Regions from separate parts of the Homo sapiens genome. Here all the other regions are linked to region 2. Evidence: chromatin contacts called from ENCODE Hi-C or POLR2A ChIA-PET data. All regions are on one chromosome and are shown on one strand. Each heading gives the region's core, a stretch centred on a gene start or an enhancer-like site at or near the end of the contact. The rest is flanking DNA. Distances are from core to core; before and after follow the strand shown. Region 1 holds the start of LINC02416 (long intergenic non-protein coding RNA 2416). Region 2 holds the start of RPAP3-DT (RPAP3 divergent transcript). Region 3 holds the start of LINC02156 (long intergenic non-protein coding RNA 2156). Region 4 has its middle 40 kb from the start of LINC02416.

Evidence for each region. A loop is a pair of places that touch in the nucleus more often than their neighbours do. ChIA-PET counts read pairs that join two places held with the same protein, here RNA polymerase II (POLR2A). Pooled maps may share reads with other maps.
Region 1: a map with no recorded cell type shows a loop between it and region 2 (8-fold over the local background). The contact joins the promoter of LINC02416 here to the promoter of RPAP3-DT in region 2. A Hi-C loop is called at or near these places in 1 of 168 maps with a recorded cell type or tissue (B cell), 1 of 37 single-sample maps with no recorded cell type and 8 of 50 pooled maps.
Region 3: a loop to region 2 is called in a pooled map, with 2.5 times the contacts of the local background. The contact joins the promoter of LINC02156 here to the promoter of RPAP3-DT in region 2. A Hi-C loop is called at or near these places in 6 of 50 pooled maps. POLR2A ChIA-PET finds 5 or more read pairs at or near these places in 2 of 52 experiments (activated T-cell and activated naive CD4-positive, alpha-beta T cell).
Region 4: a loop to region 2 is called in a pooled map, with 5 times the contacts of the local background. The contact joins the enhancer-like site here to the promoter of RPAP3-DT in region 2. A Hi-C loop is called at or near these places in 1 of 37 single-sample maps with no recorded cell type and 5 of 50 pooled maps. POLR2A ChIA-PET finds 5 or more read pairs at or near these places in 1 of 52 experiments (CD8-positive, alpha-beta memory T cell).

What each region holds. Positions count from the first base shown.
Region 1 is chr12:47,351,762-47,355,777 of GRCh38, reverse strand. LINC02416 (long intergenic non-protein coding RNA 2416) reads right to left here and starts at 2,010. Exons shown (of 4, transcript NR_183615.1): 1 at 1,896-2,010.
Region 2 is chr12:47,703,170-47,707,492 of GRCh38, reverse strand. It overlaps RPAP3-DT (RPAP3 divergent transcript), which reads right to left and starts at 1,405. Exons shown (of 4, transcript NR_183480.1): 1 at 1,330-1,405. RPAP3 (RNA polymerase II associated protein 3) reads left to right here and starts at 1,463. Exons shown (of 17, transcript NM_024604.3): 1 at 1,463-1,541. RefSeq lists enhancers at 1,152-1,301, 1,233-1,527, 1,248-1,747, 1,748-2,249 and silencers at 1,442-1,521, 1,592-1,881, 1,912-2,001.
Region 3 is chr12:47,413,080-47,417,677 of GRCh38, reverse strand. It overlaps LINC02156 (long intergenic non-protein coding RNA 2156), which reads right to left and starts at 2,670. Exons shown (of 2, transcript NR_149087.1): 1 at 2,446-2,670.
Region 4 is chr12:47,311,453-47,315,775 of GRCh38, reverse strand. No RefSeq gene overlaps it. Among named protein-coding and RNA genes, the nearest start is that of LINC02416, 40 kb to the left of the region's middle. RefSeq lists an enhancer at 2,908-2,957. Within about 2 kb of position 2,840, at least 3 of the 41 ENCODE cell types and tissues checked have a DNase peak (open chromatin) inside an H3K27ac peak, as active enhancers do.

The sequences.
Region 1 (4,016 bases), core at 761-3,260, 350 kb after region 2:
AAGTTGAATAAAACATTACTAAAATTAATGTTACCTATTTTTTCCACTTTTTAACATATAGCTATTAGAAAACATATGTAACTTGCCTCGTATGTCTACTGGTTAGCACTAGTTTAGATATTGATAACTTACAAATTTCTGTCTCCAGCCCCAAACTCTCCTGAACACCAGACTTCATATCCAAATGCCTACTTGATGCAGCCAGAAAAAAGACCAAAATCATGTTCTTTGCAGGAACATGGACACAGCTGGAGGCCATTACCCTAAGCAAATTAACACAGGAACAGAAAGCCAAATACCGCATGTTCTCACTTATAAGTGGGAGCTAAACATTGGATATTCATGGACATAAAGATGGCAATGGTAGACAGTGGGGACTACTAGAGGGAGGAAGGAAGAAGGGGAGCAAGGGTTGAATAACTATTGGGTACTGTGAACAATACCTGGGTGATGGGATCATTTGTACCCCAAACCTCAGCATCACATAATATACCCACGTAACAAACCCAGACATGTATCCCCGAATCTAAAATAAAAGATGAAATTATAAAAAAAAGTTATATTGAAGTGTCAAATATTGATTACAACTATTTTGAAGCACAGAATATATTTATTATTATCATGGTTAATACTGAGTGTCAACTTGATTGGATTGAAGGATGCAAAGCACTGATCCTGCAGGTGTCTGTGAGGGTGTTGCCAAAGAAGATTAACACTTGAGTCAGTGGGTTGGGAAAGGCAGACCCACCCTTAATCTGGGTGGGCACCATCTAATCAGCTGCCAGCATGGCTATAATATAAAGCAGGCAGAAAAAAAAAAAAACAACAAAAAAACATGAAAAGACTAGACTGGCCTAGCCTCCCAGCCTACATCTTTCTCTCATGCTGGACCCTTCCTGCCCTCAAACATCAGACTCCATGTTCTTCAGCTTTGGGACTCAGACTGGCTTTCCTTGCTCCTCAGCCTGCAGATGGCCTATTGTGGGACCTTGTGATTGTGTGAGTTAATACTTACTAAACTATATCTATATCTATATCTATATATCTATATCTATATATATATATATGACTCAAATGTTAATCTCCTTTGGCAACACCCTCACAGACTCACGCAGGATCAGTGCTTTGCATCCTTCAATCCAATCAAGTTGATACTCAGTAATAACCATGATAATAATCGATATATTTTATGCTTCAAAATTGTAATCAATATTTCACGCTTCAATATAACTTTTTTTATAATTTCATCTTTTATTTTAGATTCAGGGATACATGTGTGGGTTTGTTACATGAGTATATTATGTGATGCTGAGGTTTGGGGTACAATTGATATATATATATATATATCATATATATGTATATATCATATATTATCCCATTAGTTCTGTCCCTCTAGAGAACCCTGACTAATACAATTATAAAAACCAACAAATGCCTACTTGACATACCCACTTGATTATATAATAGATATCTCAAACTTAACAGCTCTCAAATGGAATTTCATATTTCCCCCTGCCCCAGACTGACCCACCTCAGTTTTTCCTATTTCAGTAAAAGTCACCACGGTTTTACTCAATTGCTTGGGCCCAAAACTTTGGAATCTTATTGACCACTCCCTTTCTCTCCCTCTCCATGCCCAATCCATCAAAGAATACATGTAGAATTAGCAACTTTTCACCTTTGTCCCTACCAGGCCCAAGTTGTGGATTGCTTTCACCAGGACAATGACCATAGCTTCCTGTATGTATCCTGGCTTCTCCACTTACTTTGTCCTGTCTATTTCTCTGCACAGCAGCCAAATGGATCCTTTTACAAACATTATACCGGTTAAGTCATTCCTGTACTCAAAAAACCCCACAGCAACTTTTAATCACCATAAAATCCACAATCCTTACCAATGTACAAGGCGCTTCTTGATGTGTCCTCCGGCCACCTCTCCAGATAATTTTCTGTCTTTTTTACCTTGTTCAGTGCATGTCGCCTATTCTGATCTGTTCATCGTTGCAGTTTCCTTTTTCTTTTCTTTTCTTGAGACGGAGTCTCACTCTGTCGCACAGGCTGGAGTGCAGTGGCACACTCATGACTCACTGCAGCCTTGACCTCCTGGGGTCAAGTGATCCTTCCACCTCAACCTCCCAAGTAGCTGGAACTACATTCACAGACTACCATGCCCACCTAATTTTTGTATTTTTTATAGAGGCAGGGTTTCACTGTGTTTTGCAGGCTGGTCTCAAACTCCTGAGCTCAAGAGATCTGCCAGCCTTGGCATCTCAAAGTGCTGGGATTACAGGCGTGTGCCACTGTGCCTGGCCATAAGCTACACATTGTTATATTGAGAAGATCCTCTTGAAAACATATGAGTTACAGCTGGCCCTCTGTATATGAGGATTCTGCATCTGCAAATACAACCAACCATAGACCAAAAATGTCTGAAAAAAATTAAAATGACAACAACAACAAAAAAACAAATAAAAAACCAACACAATGCAACAACTATTTACATAGCATTTACATTATATTAGGCATTATAAGTAATCTAGATATGATTTAAAGTATATGGGGGATGTGCATAGGTTGTATGCAAACACTACACCATCTTATATCAGGGATTTGAGTATCTGCAGATTTTGGTACCCACAGGGGGTCCTGGAACCAATCCCCCGTGAATACCAAGGGACAACTTTATATGTAAAAATTAAGGCTGCTGGATGGATACATTTTACCAGCATATATCTTGGTATATGCATTACTGTCAAACCCACTATTCACAAAACTTCTGCTACTTTATTTCTTTAATCCATCTTTGGTGAGGAAAAAAATGTGTGTACCAAGCTGCTGGTAGACGGCACCAGTCTGCATAAGATAATAGCCAAAACCAGAACCCCAAGTCAACATGCATGACTTGTAGAATATCTGAAGTTAATAATGTTCATGTAACCCAAAAAGAGCTAGTGGATTTTAGGACCAATGATAAGGATATTAAAGATCAAAGAGAATGAAATGTCAAAGAGAATGAAATGAAACCAGGTTTCTTAGTATCTGAAGAGATTTCTATTACAATCTCTCTATCCATAATTTGAAGTCTATTATCTTCTCCTTAAAATTGGACATTTGAAATAAATAAAACTGTACAAAAATTAGGGCAAATTACAATAGCCTGATAATTACAACCCCAAACTATATATTACTTTTTAATTTTTTAACAGATTGGCAGCCAGAAAAGAATATTTTCTTTGTATTTATTTTTTAAACAAGTAACTTTGAACTTACTTCACTTCCTTCCTTCCTTCTTTCCCTCCTTCCTTTCTTCCTTCCTTCCTTCCTTCCTTCCCTCTTTCTTTCTTTTCCTTTCCTTTCCCTTCTTTCTTCAAATAGCATCTGGACTGGATCTAAACTAAACTCACAGCACATTTATTTTGAGTGTCTGCTTTGAGGATCAGTGAGACTCAAGTGAAGTCTTCCCCATATGTAGACATGTTACTACTTTGAGTTACTCTCAGTTATACAGTTAATACTCTGAGAGTAACTGTCAATCAACCTAAGCAGTACAATCTGTCAGCAGGCTAGCAGGCTAAGAGCGGTCTGTCAGTTACTTTTTACTAACTTTGTAGTTCTTCATCCATAGTCATCTTTACGATTTCACTGGAAATAATAAAAATACATTCATTCATCCACTCAATAAGAAAACATTTACTGAGCACCTACTTTGTATTAGGTGCCATGAAGGCCTTAGAGATGTGGGATTTGATGGTTAATTGTTTGTGTCAACTTGACTGGATCCGGATGCCAGGTATTTAGCTAAACATTACTTTGGGGTGTGTCTGTGAGGGTGTTTCCAGATGAGATTAGAATTTGAATTCATGGGTTCAATAAAGCAGATTGTCCTCTATGGTTGTTAGATGTTTCAAAGAATCATATTTCTGACTGGTATTGAATCAGATGAGCACAGATGTCCCTTTTCTACTGATATTCTATTTGTCTCTGAGTCAAAGGATAATTACAGAATCCTACATTTT
Region 2 (4,323 bases), core at 156-2,655:
TTTTCTCACTTTGACTCTATATTCACTAAGCTACTTCTGATTATTGTATGGTTTGAGAGAGAAAAAGAGAGAGAAAAGCAGGGTCACCTAAGGGTCTATGAGGTTTTACTAGAGCAGCCAGCTAGCCCCCTTATCTCTCTTCTCAATCAACTCTGTCAGAATTAATAAAACAAATGTGGTTGCTTTTGTTAAAAACACCAGTAAATCAATATTTGCTTTTAAATACTTAATAAAAAAATTATTAAAAGTCAGTTCTCTATCTCCCTAATACAACCAAAGAATCATTTCATTAGTAAATATTTTGACGTACACTTAATGATTTGACTACTATGATTTTAAAATATAAAGATACCAATAATTAAGCAATGGGAAGGATGTGCTAATGATATGACCTTGTAAGACAGCACTCCAGCCTAGTTCTTCATTGATCAGCGCCTGGGTTAGTGGCTTCCAGCTTCAAATGCACAGCCGTATCCTATGCTTTAAAAAATTCTGATTGGCTTCACTCAAGACTAGTTACATCAGAATCTCTGGGATAGGACACAGAAATCAGTATACACACACACACACACACACACACACACACACACACACACACAGACACAAACACACACACACACACACGTGTATATGTATATACTCCCTAAGTGATTCCAAAGCTCAGTCAAGACTGAGAACCACCGATCTGGATTTTGAGGATATTTGAGGTTACAGTCCTGTTTTAAATGGAAAGTTTCATTTGTTTGTGTTTGCTTCTGTGGACTTCTGCAATTATTTTTGTTTTGCTTTCGTTTAAGAGTTGTCATTGCAACGAAGACTCCCTCACACGGGAAGCAGAAGCAAAAAGTGTTAAAAGTTTCGTTCTTTTTTCTCTGTAAGCCAGAGCATATCTAAAGACAGATTGTAACACTGGCACATGTCAAAGAAAGACTCAGAGATAGATTCACTTAGAAAAGGGGTTTACTTGCAAAAGATGCGAGGAGTTAGACGGAAGGACTAGTTTGCCAACCAGTACTTAAAGGGAAAAAAAAATCCCCTAAAATTACCAGGATTACCGGTTGACAGTAGTCTGTTCATGGTGGAAAAACAGTAACTTTCTCACATGGTTATTATACTCACAAAGGTCAGACAAATTAATGTCACAAAGGTCAGAGATTAGCAAGGTAAATATTAGGGATTAAACTGTTTAAGGGAGTCCAGGGAAATATTCAAGGTTTTATTGTTTTGGAGATCAGAAAATCAGGATGATCCTGCAGTTTTTGGGTTATCTCCTTTTAAGCTTAGTCATATTGGAAGCAGGCAGAAGGCTCAGATATTGCTTTTACATACCCTCAAGCCACCAAGCTGGTTCCATCCTGAGAAGGAAGTCACGAAGCTGACTTCTGCGCGCGCTCAAGCCCAGGCTAAAGGGGGCGGGGCGAGGCCGCGGGGGCTTGTGGGGAAGCGCAGGAGGCGGGGCTTTGCGTGAGTCACTGCCGGGCTCGGCGTGAGTCGCTGCGGGGCTGACGGGGTGGCAGTGCGGCGGGTTACGGCCTGGTCAGGTGAGCGGGCGTTGCGGTTCTCGCTGCCCGGAGCAGCGTAGGAGATCCTTGGGGTGGCCGGTGGGAGGAGGGGTAGCGGTTATGGGTACCGGTGAGGCGGGGCGGGCCGGGGCTGGCGGTGGAGGCGCGCGTTGAGGCGGCGCGTCGGTGTCCAGGGCAGCGGCGTCTCGGGTCGCGCGTTCCCGGAGGGGCTCGCCCCCGCAACCCGGGCCTGCGCGCTCTGCTTTGCAGGCGGACCCTCCACCCTGCTGCGATTTTGCAGTGCTCGGGAAGGCAGAGCCGCCCTCCCGCAAAGACCGAGGTGGGGCCCGCCCCCTTGCGGCGTGGGTGTGCGGTGTTCGCCGGGACAGCGGGTGTGAAAGTGATACCCCCAGCGCTGGAAGTTTTTGATTGCTGGCTCGCACCCCCGCCCCATCGCAGGGTCCCTGGGAGAGTTTTTGGGCCTGCTCGAGCAGCAGCGGTGATGGGTGAAATGGAAAAGCATCTAACCCCCGTCAGCATCTCACTGACTTGTTGCGCTTTTATTCATTTATTTGAGTTCCCAACAAAGCGTTGTACTAGTTTTGTTTTTGAATGAGTTGTGCATATATGGTCAAACATGGACACTGCCTGAAAGAAGCTTAAACCTAATTTAGTTGTTGAGGCTACGAGTCAGAAGACCTATCTGCATCTGCAACTGTCCCTTCTTAGTGAGGTATTTTTCACTGTCCTAAACAAATGTTTTTCTAATTCCGTCTCTCTCCCTCCCACCTTACTTCTCTTCCCTCCGCCTAAAGCTTTGACTCTTCTCCTACCTTTTTGGAGATTTTGCCCCATCACTCATCCTTTTTCCTGTATCTTTTACTTTGTTGCTTTTTCCCCAGACTATGCTCAAGAACAAGTCTTATATTATCAAAGGCAAATGTACTGTAATCTCCATATAATCTCATTTACGTAACTCATTTCATTCCCCCCCCTCCTTTTTTTTTGGTCCCAGGCTGGAGTGTAGTGGGCCCGTCACCGCCCACTGTGGCCTCGATCTCCCGATCCTCCCACCTCAGCCTCCTGAGTAGCTGGAACTATAGGCACCCTCCACCACGCCTGGCTAATTTTTGTGTTTTTAGTAGAGATGGGGATCTCGAAGTGTTGCCCAGGCTGATCTAGGAACTCCTGAGCCCAAGCTATTCCCCCTGCCCCCCAACCTCTGCCTCCCAAAGTGCCGGGATTACAGGCATGAGCCACCTGCGGTTGGCCTTCCACCCTTTAAAAAAAATCTTATTGAAACTCTAAATAGAGGTCAGGCGCGGTGGCTCATGCCTATAATCCCAGCACTTTGGGAGGCCGAGGTGGGCGGATCACTTGAGGTCAGGAGTTCGAGACCAGCCTGGCCAACGTGGTGAAACCCCGTCTCTACTAAAAAAAAAAAAAATACAAAAATTAGCCGGGCGTGGTGGCCTGCACCTGTAATCCCAGCTGCTCGGGAGGCTGAGGCAGGAGAATCACTTGAACCTAGGAGGTGGAGGTTGCAGTGAGCTGAGTTTGCGCCACTGCACTCCAGCCTGGGCGACAGAGCAAGACTCTGTCTCAAGAAAAAAAACAAAAACTCTGAATAGTCTTTTTATGACTAAATATAATGCACTTTCTTTCCCTCTGTGGCATTTGGCACTGCTAACCTCTCACTTTCTTCAACTCATTTTTTGTCATCTGTAACAGTACACTCTAGGTTTTTCTCCCAACTGTCTAGGTGCTACTGCCTACTTTTTTCTTCCTTGGCATCTCTTTCTCCGTTTAGTGTTCTCCAGGTTCACCCCATTCCCCAGTTGTCACAATGGTTAAACATGGCCACATCCTTGATTCTAGCTTCTACCTTTCTGCTAGTGACACCGGAATTTATCTCTATTCCTACATAGCTACCTATGGGGTATCTCTTCGCCCCATTAGCACTCAAATTCAGCATATCCCAAACAAATAATCTGACTTTCCGTTTGCCCTCCAACTTTGATGCCTCTTTTCCTTTTAACATTGTATTTCTTGACTCAAAATGGCATCAGTAATCTTACCGGGGTCCCAAGCCAGAAATCTAGGCCACTGTTTGAGTCTTTCTCTGTTCTCCAACACCTCAGTCTAGTCAGTCATCAAGTTCTTTTTATTTTACTACCTTGATATTTTCACATAACTTTCAGAATATAGGTTAGACCTCATGGCCTGCCATTTCAAGTCTGTCCCATGTCCACCTCTTTAATTTTCTTTTCCTTCATTCTCCCTCATAATTCCTCACTCTGCCTGCCCACTCCTCCCTGTTAGTCACTTGGCGGGCCCCTTTGAAATCCAGCTAAAGTTCCAACACCTCTGGGGACTCCTTCCGTGACACCACCACCCTACTATCTGATCCATGCCTATTTTTTGCAGTCAGTTCCATAGCATCTGTATGTACCTCTGACGCAGGGTTCTCAACCAGGGGTTATTTTACCTCTCAGGGAACATTTGGCAGTGTCTGGGATTCTTCGTTGTCACAATCCATGAGAGGAAGGGATAATCCTGGCACCTAGTTGGTAGAGGACAGAAATGTTGCCAACCCTCCTACAATGCACAGGACAGCACTCTTAAAATAAATTTTTTGGCCCAAAATGTCAGTAGTCCCAAGGTTGAGAAACCCTGCTTAACATATTTTGTTACTAGTGCTTTATATATTTTTTTCTTCTCCACTGCACAAGGGACCTTGTCTTGTTTTTGCATCCCTAAATCTTGATTCAGGGCCTTTCACATAGTAGAAGTTAAATGTTGGAAGAAAAAGAAATAAAGG
Region 3 (4,598 bases), core at 1,421-3,920, 290 kb after region 2:
ATGAAAATTACATCCTCTAGGAATTTGAGGAAACATTGCAGAGGGCATTTGACTGCCTGGAGTCTGTCGGAAAGATAAGGCTTTATATGCTTCAGTAATATCCTAGAGCAAAATAACAGCCACTGTTGAGCACTGATTTATGTAACACCCCAGTGTACCGGGCACTATTGTATATGATACCCCAGCGAAATAGATATTATTACCATCTTCGTTCCCAGGATTATAAAGTTGAGAACAAGAACAGTGGGGTAACTCGTCCAGTGTCAATTATCTAGTGCATGTTTAAGCTTGCATAAAGCCCAGATATATTTGACTCCCATCTGTAGTCATGGCCACTGTCCCTGTTGCTCTTGAATAAAAGATTGAGGGATCTGTCTTAACCTGTTCACACTGCATAACAAAATCTATAAACTGAGTGGGTGGCTCATAAACAACAGAGATTTCTTTCTCACATTTCTGAAGGCTGGCAAGTCTAAGATCAAGACAGATTTGCTGTCTGGAGAGAGACCACTTTCTGGCGTATAGATGGCATCTTCTTGCTGTGTCCTCCCGTGGTAGAGGGGGCGAGGGTCTCTCTGGGGTCTCTTTTTATTTTTTTATTTTTATTTATTAATTTTTTTTTGAGACGGAGTCTCGCACTGTCGACCTGGCGGGAGTGCAATGGCATGATCTTGGCTCACTGCAACCTCCGCCGCCCAGGTTCAAGCAATTCTCCTGCCTCAGCTTCCCCAGTAGCTGGGATTACAAGTGCACACCACCACGTCCGGCTAATTTTTTGTATTTTTAGTAGAGACAGGGTTTCACTATGTTGGCCACCCTGGTCTCGAACTCCTGACCTCGTGATCCACCTGCCTTGGCCTCCCAAAGTGCTGGGATTACAGGCATGAGCCACCGTGCCCAGCCTGGGGTCTCTTTTATAAGGACACTCATCCCATTAGTGCCATTAGCTCTGCCCTCATGATCTGGTTGCCTCTAAAAGGCCCCGCCTCCTAATACCATCACCTTGGGGCATCGGATTTCAACACATGAGTTTTGTGGAGCACAAACATTCAGAACATAGCAGGATCCAATGATTAATTCATTTTGTGAATTGTTACTTGCAGTCCTATAACTATGCCACAGTGTTACCTTAGAACGTTAATTAAATGTGAACTGCTCTTCCAGGCCAACGATAGTACAAAATCTACAACAATTTTTAGTTTCAAGTATTTTACCTGACACACTGAAACTTTTCCAAAGCATGAAAACATATTTTTTAAATGTTCTTCAAATTGAGTGGATTTCATCTTTCTCCAGTCACCTACTTAGAACTGAAATACTCATGTTTGTTGGGGAGTACAGCCTCAGCTTTCAACTCATGAGATCCAAAGAGACAGTGGAACCAAGTAGCTCTCTTTTTTTCTTTTTTTGTAGGTGAGTCAGAAGCCAGCCTGTGTGTTACAGAAGGAAGTTCTCCCCTCTGCCTATGAGCTCGTTTTACATCACCCAGGAGAATCTTTCAGACTCTAATCATATTGGCCAAGGTTCTTCCATCACTAGCATGACTATTGACAGGAGAAAGTATCAATAGAACAGGACATGTTCAGATTTAGAAGGTAGAGCAGAGTGAAACAAAGTGAGTGTAATAATTCCTACAATAGGCCGGGCTCGGTGGCTCACGCCTGTAATCCCAGCACTTTGGGAGGCCGAGGCGGGCGGATCACGAGGTCAGGAGATCGAGACCATCTTGGCTAAGACGGTGAAACCCCGTCTCTACTAAAAATACAAAAAAAATTAGCCAGGCGCGGTGGCGGGTGCCTGTAGTTCCAGCTACTCAGGAGGCTGAGGCAGGAGAATGGCGTGAACCCGGGAGGCGGAGCTTGCAGTGAGCCGAGATAGCGCCACTGCAGTCCGGCCTGGGCTAAAGAGCGAGACTCCATCTCAAAAAAAATAAATAAAATAAAATAAAATTCCTACAGTAATTTTTATGTACTTCATGGTAGTACATAAAAATTGTGAAAATGAATATGCTGCGTGGAGTTTTTTTTTCTCCCAGTGGACACACAACATTGAATGATTCATTCACTGTTGGAGCAGAATTTTTTACCCTGGATCAATTGTGTGCCTTCCTGATGATACTTTAATAGAACAAGTGGGCACAGAGTGACAGATGATGACGGGAGGCTCAGACACAAAGTAGAACTACTGTTGCCTGGAGCCAAACAAAAATTATACCATTTAAAAACTCAGAATCCAAGAGCTAATATGTTGTCCACAAAAGAACAAAAGGCAGAAAGTTTATGCTAAAATGAGGTAAGTTATAAATGTCAGTAACTCATAAAATGGGTATGTCCCATTGGGACCTAAAGAGTTAATATATAAAAGGAAACAGATTGAGGTCAGGTAGCCTCATGAAAATCTCAAATGCTGTGACACAGAGACAAACGTGGTACTGACGACTCATACCTGGGCTTGATCCAAGAGGCCTTTTCGAAAGTAGAGGCCTTTGTCTCTCCAGACCTGAGCCTCCTTTTTTGAAAGGGACTCTCTCTGATGTCCATGGAGTTGAAAGAGAAGCTCTGCTTTATTGGAGAAACTCCTTTCTACAGAATCACCTGCACGAAGGCAGACATTTGCAGGGAAATGAGACTGGCTTATATGATTAATTCTATCAAATGGATTTAAAATTAATCCACAGAAAGATAGAAAGAGGAAATGACACTCTGACAATAGCAGGTCTTCATGATGTTCTTTCCCCCATAATTTACTCCAAGTGAAGGTAGAAACCAGGACACAGAACTTTTGTCACAGATGGAAAAAGAAAAAGGGATGCCAGTCATTTTGTTCTAATTCATTTGCATTAAAAAAAAAAATCCTTCCCTCCTGGTTTCCATAGCTACTCCACCCCCTCAGTCTTCATTTGTAACTTGTCTGAGGGACAGGTCAGGGACTAGTGGCACCGGTGCCTTCTCACCCCCACCACAGAAGAGGGTGTCAGAATCACATGCCCTGCATGATGCTAATCACCCCAGCGCCCCCGACAACAGCAAAGCAAACCCAAACAGAACCCTCTCAACCTAAACAATCTTCCTTTCCCCTTTTAACTCTGAAGCTCTTATAAAAAACAGATATTTCAAGGATGTCCTTTAAGCTAAATACAAACTAGAACATTGAGGTAAAACACAATTATCTGCCCTAAAGTAAAAATATAGATTTTTAATATTTCCAATAAATATATTTCAAATCACCAGTTTGAGGTGTGGAATAAGTTCATATTTATTTTAGTGTTGAAACCATAGTAAGTGGAAAAAAAAAACCCTCTAGGTTGACAAGAAGACCAATCTTTCTCCTAGGATTTCCCTCCCCAGTTGATTTCTAGGGACCCTCAAGTCCATCCTGGTGGTTTTTGGTCACCACCACCCAGGAACACATTCTCTGGTCCTCACTTCATCTTCTCACACCTTCCTGAAATTGTTCCTGAAGACTGTTTTCTTTCCCATGACTATTCATTCCAAGTGTCAGTAGCCTTCCCTCTCTTAATGTTCTCAAAATAGAAAGAAAGGGATCCAGGCAGGGATATTAACAACTCTTTACTGAATGTCCAGGAATGTTCATTCTTGAGAACCTCAGGCCCTGAGTAGAACCTCAGGGTCTATGCCAAGTTCCTGACAAGCTCACATGGCATGGGATGATCTCATCCCCTACTAGGGAGAAACCTCTGGAGCCAGGGCCCTAAACCCCTCTGCTCCTTGTAAACAGAAATGTAAAGGTGTAATGAGCAAACACATGCAAAGACCTTTGCACACCTGGTACATAGTGCTTAATAAGAGATAACTGCTACAATAAAGATTAGGAGCTAGAAAAAGGCAAAATTTGCCTTTGGTTGTCATTGCTTCTTCTTTCTTTGATTCCCTTCCTTCCTTCATCTCTCTGCACCACAATATATCTAATTTTTAGCCCCTCAGTGCCTAAAGTCCCCTAGGTACTGCCCCAGTAGCTTTCAACTTCTGCTCAGTTAAAAACATCAATCCCATGTCTCTTTTTTGTCAGGTCTTTAATATAATGTGACAGTAGTTGACACCAGTTCCTCAAAGGAATGGTTCAGAACCACATAAGAACCTTGAAAATAGGGAATTTCTGTCTTTTTGCAAACAGAATGGTATCAATGTAAGTTTCAATTATTAAGGTGTTCGGGAAAGGTCGGAAGTCTCTCTTGGCCTTTCTGATTGTGCCACTTAAGCAGGTGATTGCCTGTTTTATTGTTTCCAAATAACTTGCCACAGGATATCCATTTAGCTGGTCCAAGGAAGAAGATTCATATTTCCCTGACTTGTAGAAATATGTGTTGAAGTTTGGAGGAAGAAAAGGGCTTGCCCTGGAGAGTTAACCACTGATCTGTGGAATAAACTTTAATTTTCTTCAAATAAAGGAAGCAGCTTTTATCTTCCACAGAAAACTCCATCTCTTAGTCTGGCATCGCAGCAAATTTCCTAGGCTAAATAGAGCATTGCCAGAGCTTCATAGTAGATCCTTGGGAACATTTACATAGTGTAAACCTAATTCCCATACAAGGACCGTGTGGTCTATAGTGTAGGGAAGCTGGTGTGGCAGTGGGATGG
Region 4 (4,323 bases), core at 1,591-4,090, 390 kb after region 2:
AGTCAGGCTTAATAAATAAAAATAGAATACATATTAGGTAGACAACTCAGTCTCTACCATGTCACCTGAGTTTAGCCATGCATGTCTCTTTAGGGCAACCATTTTATATATAAGAGATGTCTCAGCTTCCCTCCCTGGAAACTCTTCTCTTCCCTCTCTAGGATCAGACACATGCTCTCATCAGTACAGTTAAGGATCAGATGAGAGATGAATTGGGCTTTGTCAATTCCCATTCCCATTGTTGCTTACTATCTTATCAACAAAACTAAAACAAGCTTAAGGAAAAATGTTTCATCTATGTTAATTTTCTCTACTCCTTTTTGTCATAAAAATAAAATAAATTATTTTTCATATTGTCCCTTTCCTGTGTCCTCTTAATCTTTGTTTTTTGCACAAAATTGCAGTATGGTTTACTTTACTTTTGGGGTCCAATCCCAGGCTGAGGTCCTGACCCTTGAAATTCTTGAAAGCAGAGACACTCAACTACTGGCTGTTGTCAGATGCTGTGAGGACCTGAGCAGTTCTGGGTGAAAACCCAGATAGGGAAGTTGTTTCTCCAGTTGATGAACACACTGTAATTCTTATTTGGGACAGAAAAAAAGGTGTAGGAAGATGTTATGACTATGTAACAAATAGAAGCCTGGGCAACACAGGGAGACCACTTCTCTACAAAAATTTTTTAAAAACTCAACTGGGCACGGTGGCTCATGCCTGTAGTCCCAGCTACTCAGGAGGTTGAGTTGGGAGGATTACTTGAGCCTGGGAGGTTGAGGCTGCAGTGATCATGTCACTGTGTCACTGCACTCCAGTCTGGGTGACACAGCAAGAAGACCCTGTCCCCCAAAACAAAACAAAACAAAAACAAACAAACAAACAAAAAACTCAAATAGACCTAGAATGTATTTAAAAGGAAAAGTAGCACCAGTTGGAACTCTGATGGTCAAAAACAAAAACAAAACCCTCATCTGCCTAGGTATACACCCAAAAGAATGAAAACAGAGATTTTAATAGATACTTGAACATCAGTGTTGATAGCAGCATTACTCACCGTAGGCAAAAGATGGGAAACAACCTCACTGCTCTTTGACAGATGAATGGATAAACAAAATGTCATGTAAATATTCATCCTTAAAAATGATGAATTTTTAAAATGATGAATAGTCAGACATGTGCTATAACATGGATGAACCTTGAAAACATCATGCTAAGTGAAATAAGCCAGGCAAGAAGGGACAAATATATGGTTCCACTTATATGGGGTACCTAGAATAGACAAGTTCATAGAGATAGAAAGTTTGATAGAGGTTACCGGGGACTGAGGGACAGGGTGAATGGAAAGTTACTGTATAATGAGCACGGAGTTTGGAATGATGGAAGAGTCCCGGAAATGGATAGTGGTAATGGTTGCATACATTTTGAATGTACTTAATGTCACTGAATTGTGCACTTAAAAGTGGTTACAATGGTTTTATATTATGAATGTTCTCCATCTTAGTACCTATCAACTCTTCCTGCTTGCTACAGGCTTTCCCTTTCTACCCTTAGGCAGGCATGGCTCTCCCTGAGTCAACAATATGCAGCCCCTAGGGTGGCCACAAGCCCAGGATCCCTCCCAGCCTGAAGGAACTGTACTCATATTGCCCTGGGTTGGCAGCCTGGGTTCTCTGCTGAGTTACCCCAAAGTGGTTTCAGGACAGCACAATTATTTATTAAGTAGCTCTGGTGCTGACCTTAAGAAAAAACAGAACAACGAAAGTATTAAGCGTAAAACCTTTCTCTTTTAATGAATGAGTAAATATTCATGTTATTATTCCTAGAAATAAGAACTCTGTCCGCCTGGGTAACATAGTGAGACACCATCTCTACAAAAAAATTAAAAAGCTAGCCAGGCGTGGTGGCATGCGCCTGTAGTCCCAGCTACTTGGGAGGCCTAAGGCAGGAGGATTGCTTGAGCCTGGGAGGTTGAGGCTGCAGTGAGTCATGGTCATGCCACTGCCCTCCAGCCTGGGTGATGCAGCAAGACCTTGTCTCAAAAAAGAAAAAAAAAAAGGAAGAAAGAAAAGAAAAGAAAAAAGAACTCTGAAGACCTTGGGAAAGAATGGTACTTAGTAGTTAGAGTTCTGTATATAAGGAAAATATTTCCAAATGCTCTATGAGGTCTGGAAAGTTATTTCACTAAGTACATTCAAAGTTGCAACAGGAGATCATTTTTTGCTGGATGGTTTTAATAATAATATACAGTGCCCCATGTATAAAGAGCTGTAGCTAATGGCAGCCATAAGGTATGTAAGCACAAAAGGGACATGTGTTTATGCTGAAGGTTTTGATTTCAAAAATAAGGCCATGTTTTAAGTTATTAGAGAGCACGATTCTTATACTATCAAGGTATTACAATGCTTTGGAGATGTCCATTAATTTATGGGCTTTTGGATTCCTGTAAGTGCTTACTTCATAATTCCTGGGTCTATATTTGCCTTGAATATCCATCAATATTCCACAAGTACTTGCTGCAACCCTATCCTCCCTACAAGCTCCCCCAGTACAAACATACAAAATTGATAAGACTCAAGGTCCTCTCTTGCCACAATCAGATCATTAACCTGCGCTGCCAACCAGAGTTTCATGGTTCTTTATTTATTTATTCATTTATAATATCTAGGATTATAGTCTAAGAAGCAGGATTCTCCAAGGAAAATGGTCACACACACACACACACACACACTCTTACATTATCACTGGCTCAGCCGGCTGGGATTAGACTTTAACTCAGGCCCTTTATTAAAATGAAGTTGCAAAAGGCCAATTTCACTTCCTCTTTCCAAGAGGTGTGAGATTCTTGCCACATCCCCAGGCCCCTACATGTTCTGTAGGTAGAAAGAAGCAAAATAATCTCCAATATGTGCAAAGTTCAGAAATCAGGGCTGCCAGAAGACAGACTGGCTATGATGGACTGTCATTTGGTATTACTAAAAAAAAAATCATGGGTCATTTACCAAAATCTCACTTTATATTCAGCTATTTTAGTATCACATTGACAAAGTACAGGGTTAGAAATACAAACAAATTTAGAAATGAGGAGGTAAAGCTAGGGGAAAACTAAAAGGCTAGAGGGTGGTTCATATAAAACCTAATTTAAAAATCTATGAGATTTTAAAATACGTGGGGAGTTTACAATCTAGTCTCCTATATTAACACTTCTGAACATTACACATAGTTAGCCATCAAATATTTATTGAGTTCTTCTAATGTGCCAGCCAATGCTCTAGGTGCTGAATATAGTGAACACACCAGAAAAAGTCCTGCCCTTAAGGAGGTTATAAGGCGGAGATGACAATGAACAAATAAACATACAAGGTGAATAACACATAAAATATATAATAAATGTTAAATAATATAGACTATGAAATATGAACATATATTAATAAACTTTTATTGTTCATTATATATTAATAAAATATATAAATATATTAAATGTTATATAAAATAATGAAAATATACAATAAATCAGGCAAGTATTATGACAAAAATTAAGTAGGATAAAGGGCAGTGGTGTACCTAGTGCATCTGACACCCTGAGCAGATCAATTTTTAAATATCTGCCTCCTTTATATGACAAATTATTATATGAAAAATTATATTAAATAATCGTGAAATGAAACATGCAGCAGAGTCTAAGAGGGCCCCCATGATGCCCACTGGTATGATTTGGGTCTGTGGCCTGCCCAAATCTCATCTTGAATTGTAATCCTCAGTGTTGGAGAAGGGGCCAGGTGGGAGGTGATTGGATCGTGGGGGTGGATTACCCCCTTGCTGTTCTCATGATAGTGAGTGATTTCTTGCAAGATTTGGTTGTTTAAAACTGTGTGGCACCTCCCCGCTCTCTCTTTGTCCTGCTCCTGTCATGTAAGACTTGCCAGTTTCCCCTTCACCTTCTGCCATGATTGAAAGTTTCCTGAAGCTTCTTCAGCCTTGCTTCTTGTACAGCCCGTGGCACTGTGAGCCAATTAAACATCTTTTCTTTACAAATTTCCCAGTCTTAGGCAATCCTTTACAGCCGTGTAAGAACAGACTAATACACCCACCTTATGCTATTCATGTCTTGTGTAAATCCCCTCCCCTTGAGTGTGGGTGAGACTTGTTAATTGCTTCTAACCAGTAGAATATGGCAAAGCTGATGGGATACGATTGTGCAACATAAAATTGTACCCCATCTTGCTTGGAGATGCTCACTCTTGCTAGCTTTTCTGGGTAGTGGGAGGGAGATGGTCTTGATCTCTTGTCCAGGCTGGAGTGCAGTGGCATGATCACAGCTCACTGTAGTCT